2 separate regions of the Homo sapiens genome follow, and region 2 is linked to region 1. Evidence: chromatin loops called from intact Hi-C (ENCODE). Cell type or tissue: OCI-LY7. All regions are shown on one strand. Each heading gives the region's core, and the rest is flanking DNA. Links, peaks and the distances in the headings are about the cores only.

Region 1 (2,917 bases), core at 205-2,704:
TTCCTAAAATAAAGACTCATCAAGGTCTCAGTTCAAGTTTAATACAAACTACAAAAGATTAATGGGTTGCTCTACTAATACATCATACAAACCAGTAGCCTGCCCACAACGCCAACTCAGGCCATTCCTACCAAAGGAAGAAAGGCTGGTCTCTCCACCCCCTGTAGGAAAGGCCTGCCTTGTAAGACACCACAATTCGGCTGAATCTGAAGTCTTGTGTTTTACTAATGGAAAAAAAAAATACAGAAGAGGTTTTGTTCTCATGGCTGCCCACCGCAGCCTGGCACTAAAACAGCCCAGCGCTCACTTCTGCTTGGAGAAATATTCTTTGCTCTTTTGGACATCAGGCTTGATGGTATCACTGCCAGGTTTCCAGCCAGCTGGGCACACTGCAAGAGAAAGGCACCACTAATTAATAACCTTCTCAATGGTATGCACCACCATTCTCCTATGGACAAAACCAGTTCTGCACCTGAACACTCAGATACCAGGAAACCTACCCCTGCAATCAGTCTTAGATCATTCACCCTTTTAGTATGAGCTAACCATTTTACAAACATATAATCATCACCACAGCCTTAAGATACTATCATGCCTAATTTATTCATGTAGCACTTGAAATTTAAATTTTCCACAAAAAAAGGCAAAGTTTAAATAATTTGCCAACACTCTCTAATCCTTAAGGGGAAAAAAAAGCTAAATAAACGACACACATAGGACTATGTAAACCCTTAACACTAAACTGTTTCTGACAGCCCTTCAGAGCTCTGAAGACAGCAAACTCAGTCTGCCTTCTCAGCATTCTTCTAACTCTACCAAACTGGATAGCCTGAACCTTATAAAGGATCAAGAACTTAACAGAAGCCCCCGCTTGTTTCATTAAGTAACTGCCATCTACCCCTTGGTAAGCAAAAGGCAGAGTTTGAAATTTTTCATAGATTTATACAGAAAGCACAGCCTTCAACCTTTTCCTGACAATGCCTAAGAATGTGCCTCAGGCTAGCCTGAAGAAAATGAGGCAAGGGGACTAATCTCTTATTTTTCTTTTTTTTTTTTTTTTTTTTTTTTTTTGAGATGGAGTCTCCCTCTGTTGCCCAGGCTGGAGTACGGTGGCGCAATCTCCACCTCCGTCTCACTGCAACCTCGGTCTCCCGGGTTCAAGCGATTCTCCTGCATCAGCCTCCCAAATAGCTAGGATTACAGGCGCCCACCACCACACCTGGCTAATTTTTGAGACAGTCTCACATTGTCGCCCAGGCTGGAGTGCAGTGGCGCGATCTCAGCTCACTGCAAGCTCCACCTCCGGGGTTCATGCCATTCTCCTGCCTCAGCCTCCCGAGTAGCTGGGACTATACAAAAATAGTGGGGCGTGGTGGTGGACCCCTGTAGTCCTAGCTACTCAGGAGGCTGAGGCAAGAGAATCACTTGAACCCAGGAGGTGGAGGCTGCAGTGAGCTGAGATCACACCACTGCACTCCAGTCTGGGCGACAAAACAAGACTCTGTCTCAAAAAAAAAAAGTGTTTGGCATTCATTGGCTCTTAAATGGTACCTATTTAAGAGGCTGTACATGTTCCAGTGGGATGGGAAGCAGCAGAGACCAACAGAGTCTGAAGAAGCAAGCTTCTGAGTTATGAAAGCCTGGGTTCAGGAGACTAACCTATATGTAGGTTCCTAGGAAAGTCCAGTTAAAGGGCCTACTTTGCCACTGCTGCCTCCTTCTTAATGCTGAACCTCATCTCCCACAAGGGGGCAGTCTCAGCAGGTGTCAGCTGAGCCATGTGTCATCTGTCCAGGCTAACTGCCCACACATCCTTCTGCAAAGGGTACCTCTTGGTTATCAGTGCTCACTGATCCCTATATAATCAGACTCTAATCCCTGTAAAAAGATTACTTGGTGCTAGCCAAGCTAGCACCTTTGGGTCTTCCCAAACATACACCACTAATCCAGACTCTAATAACTTCATTTCCTTTAAATTACAAGATCAGAGCTGAAATAGGCCTTAGAAAGCTAGTCTGGGCTGGGCGCAATGGCTCAGGGGAGGCGGAGGTTGCAGTGAGCCAAGACTGCGCCACTGCACTCCAGCCTGGGCAACAGAGCAAGACTCCATCTTGCAAAAAATAAATAAATAAATAAAAATATGAACTATATGGATTAACCTCTTCTCTCAATAAAGTTATTTAAAAAATGGCATGCTTTATCTCTAGAGGTGATTCCCAACCATTTTGTTTTGCCCTAATACATCTGTGAGATCATCCTACATTCAGTAAGTTAGATCTTTGGGAGTGACTGATTCTAAATGAGCAGGACAGAAGAGAGGAGTATGTATACTTTGAATAAAAAGCCTTTATATTCTCCTTCCCAAGCTTTTCCATTACCCTCACCCTCACAACACACTGTAATCCAGGGGCTTCAATTTATGAAGAGAGATACCCATTTTCTTATTTGGTAGCTTCTGTTCCTACTATCTTTCCCATTCTACCACTGTGGGGAAAAGAGAGATCAGATTGTTACTGTCTCTGTGTAGAAAGAAGTAGACAGAGGAGACTCCATTTTGTTCTGTACTAAGAAAAATTCTTCTGCCTTGAGATGCTGTTAATCTGTAACCTTATCCCCAACCCTGTGCTCCCTGAAACATGTGCTGTGTCAACTCAGGGTTAAATGGATTAAGGGCTGTGCAAGATATGCTTTGTTAAAACAAATGCTTGAAGGCAGCATGCTCGTTTTAAGAGTCATCACCACTCCCTAATCTCAAGTATCCGGGGACACAAACACTGCGGAAGGCCACAGGGACCTCTGCCTAGGAAACCCAGGTATTGTCCAAGGTTTCTCCCCATGTGATAGTCTGAAATATGGCCTCGTGGGAAGGGAAAGACCTGACCGGGGTCCCCCAGCCTGACACCCTGTGCTAAGGAGG
Region 2 (2,917 bases), core at 165-2,664, 340 kb after region 1:
TTAATTTTTTAAAAATAATTATTGTTTTTTTTTGAGTCAGAGTCTCTGTCACCTAGGCCATAGTGCAGTGGCTCGATCTCGGCTCACGGCAACCTCTACCTCCTGGGTTCAAGTGATTCTCCTGCCCAGCCTCCTGAGTAGTTGGGATTACAGGTGTGTACCATCACGCCTGTGTAATTTTTGTATTTTTAGTAGAGACAGGTTTTTACCATGTTGACCAGGCTGGTGTTGAACTCCTGACCTCAAGTGATCCACCCACCCCGGCCTCCCAAAGTGGTGGGATTACAGGCGTGAGCCACTGTGCCCATCCTAAAATTGTTTTTCTGTTTCTTAAAAGAAAAATTTTTTATACTACCTTTATGTGTACAATCTCTTTTTTTTTTCAATCAGCTTTCTTAGGTTGAAAAATGTCTTTAATTTTGATGAAGTTCTGATTGTGTTCTTGGTGTCATGTCTAAGAACTTTTCACCTATTCCTAGGTTCTGAAGATTTTCTCCTCTGTGTTCTTTTAAAAATTTACAGTTTTATTTTTTACATTTAACTCATGATCAATTTTGAAGTAATTTTTGTGTATAGTGTGAGTTGTAGGTTAAGCTTATTTTTTTATTCAGCTCATGGATGTCCAGTTGTTCTAGTATAAGTTATTGAAAAGTGTGTCCTTTCTGCATTGAATTGCTTTTCCACTTTTGCCAAAAATCAGTTGGACATATTCAGGCCGGGCACAGTGGCTCATGCCTGTAATCTCAGCACTTTGGGAGGCTAAGGTGGGCAGATCACCTGAGGTCAGGAGTTCGAGACCAGCCTGGCCAACATGGCAAAACCCTATCTACTAAAAATATAACAATTAGCCAGGAGTGATGGTTCATGCCTGTAATCTCATCTACTCGGGAGGCTGAGGCAGGAGAATCACTTGAACCCGGGAGGCAGAGGTTGCAGTGAGCTGAGATCGTACCACTGTACTGCAGCCTGGGTGACAGAGTGACCCTCTGTCTCAAAAAAAAAAAAAAAAAATTGGACATATTTGTGTGGTTTATTTCTGGGTTCTCTTTTCTGTTCAGTTCACTTATGGGACTCTCCTTCTGCCATTACCACAATGTTTTGATTACTGCTGCTATATAGTAAGTCTTAACATTGGGTAGAGTGATTCCTTACACTTACTGTTCTATTTCAAAATGGTTTTAGTGATTTTTTTTCTTTCTACATAAATTTTAGAATAAGCTTTTTTATATCTACAAAAAGTCTTGCTGGGATTTTGATAGGAATTACATTAAACCTATAAAGAAATATGAGATAAAGGAAAAACTAAACTTTTACCTACTCTCAAACTCACCACAACACAGGACCCTTCTGACACCACATTTATGGGTTTTTTTTCCCTGTACACCAAACAGCAGACAGAAGCTGGGTGCCTTATAATTTAACTCAACTCCTATACTGCATGCCTGGAATAAGCATCAGATCCCATAGGCTAAGGCCCTGTCCCATAAGATTGCCCCTACTTTAGATCCAGTTTCAGTCCTAGCTGGTTTTACCTGTTCTTTTGACTGACCAGCTATAAATTGGATACAGATGAACCACCAGGTGGAGAAGCACATAGGATGAGGCAGGTGGGAAGGAGTGTGGAGCTTCACCCGCTCTGGGCTCACTATCCTCCAGGTACCTGCATGTGGTCAGGATCCTGGAAGCTCTCTGAACCCTGTACTTCACTGATTTTCATGGCAGCTTTATCACATAGGCATGATCCCCTTCCCAGAGGATTGGAGGGTGAGGTGGAAAGTTCCAATTTTCTAATCATGGCTTGGTCTTTCTGGTGCACAGCCTCCATACAGGAGCCCAGTTAACATTCCCTTTGTTAGAACAGAAGGCATGTCTATCACCCAATAAATTCTAATGGATTGGGAGCTCTGTGTCAAGAACTAGGATGAAGACCAAAAAATATATATTTTTATTATAAATCACGATATCACAATAAGTTTTGAGGAGAAATGGCTTTTTTTTTCTATTTGATTCTTCTGACCCATGAAAATAGTGTGTCTCTGCATTTATGTAGATTTTTAATTCTTTTCATCAGCATGTTGTAATTTTTAGCATACATATCTTGTATGTGTTTTGCTGCATTTCTGTCTCTAAGTATTTTATCTTTTTGTATTTTCATGCTGCTTGCCAGGAACAGTCTCAGTCCCTCAGCGCTGGTAATTTATTTCAAGTGGGGTTGAAATTTAAGAGGTCAGATAGAAAAAAGAAATGAGATGAAACTTTTTTTTTTGCAACTTTAAATGATGTTGTATTTTAAATTTTAGTTTTTACATGTTTGTTGCTACTAGTATATAGAAATATGGTTGGTTTTCGTGTGCCGATCTTGTATCCGGTGAGTTTGCTGAACTCATTTAGGAGTTTTTCTTGTAGATTGAGCATTTCTACATAGGCAATCATGTCATTTTCAAATAGGACAGTTTTATTTTTTCCAATCTATATATTCCTTTTCTATCATTTTCTTTCTTTATTGCTCTGGCTAGGATTTAATTAAACACTGAATTTTTATTCTGGTAGTGCTGACTTCAGGAGCCTAATTTGGGACTAGCAAATGCTAGTTTTACTCACCTTATCATTACAGTTTCAGATCTTCGGCTTCTCTTGGGCTTCAGAAGTTTAACTTGGATTGATCTTGAATATTGATCTTGAATATGCTGAAGGCAGGAAAAGCTCTGTCCTGAGTGTATACACAGTGCAATATAATTTTTATTTATTTGCCTCCCTTGAGTGTGAGCTTCTTGAAGAAGACAGTTCTGAAGATACAGGGCTTGGTACACAGCAAACTTGTAATTAATGTTTGAGGTCAGGCATGGGTGGCTCACATCCGTAATCCAATGCTTTGGGAGGCTGAGGTGGGGGGATTGCTTGAGGCCAGGAGTTCAAG

The links. Peaks named below come from ENCODE experiments on the same cell type or tissue, not always from the same donor. Only the 100,000 strongest peaks of a DNase experiment are listed, where the experiment ranks them.
Region 2: a loop joins it to region 1, with 3 times the contacts of the local background. A loop is called at or near these places in 2 of 110 quality-filtered maps.

The regions. Positions count from the first base shown.
Region 1 is chr1:45,511,026-45,513,942 of GRCh38, forward strand. MMACHC (metabolism of cobalamin associated C) reads left to right here. Exons shown (of 4, transcript NM_015506.3): 4 at 1-2,357. It overlaps PRDX1 (peroxiredoxin 1), which reads right to left. Exons shown (of 6, transcript NM_181697.3): 6 at 26-389. The coding sequence ends at 304. Among named protein-coding and RNA genes, the nearest start is that of PRDX1, 9.4 kb to the right of the region's middle. In OCI-LY7, for the core only: CTCF peaks have their summits at 1,729 (motif pointing right) and 1,928; a DNase peak (open chromatin) is centred at 1,746.
Region 2 is chr1:45,853,344-45,856,260 of GRCh38, forward strand. All of the region lies in intron 3 of MAST2 (microtubule associated serine/threonine kinase 2), which reads left to right. Among named protein-coding and RNA genes, the nearest start is that of MAST2, 51 kb to the left of the region's middle. In OCI-LY7, for the core only: no CTCF peak of the experiment used is centred there; no DNase peak of the experiment used is centred there.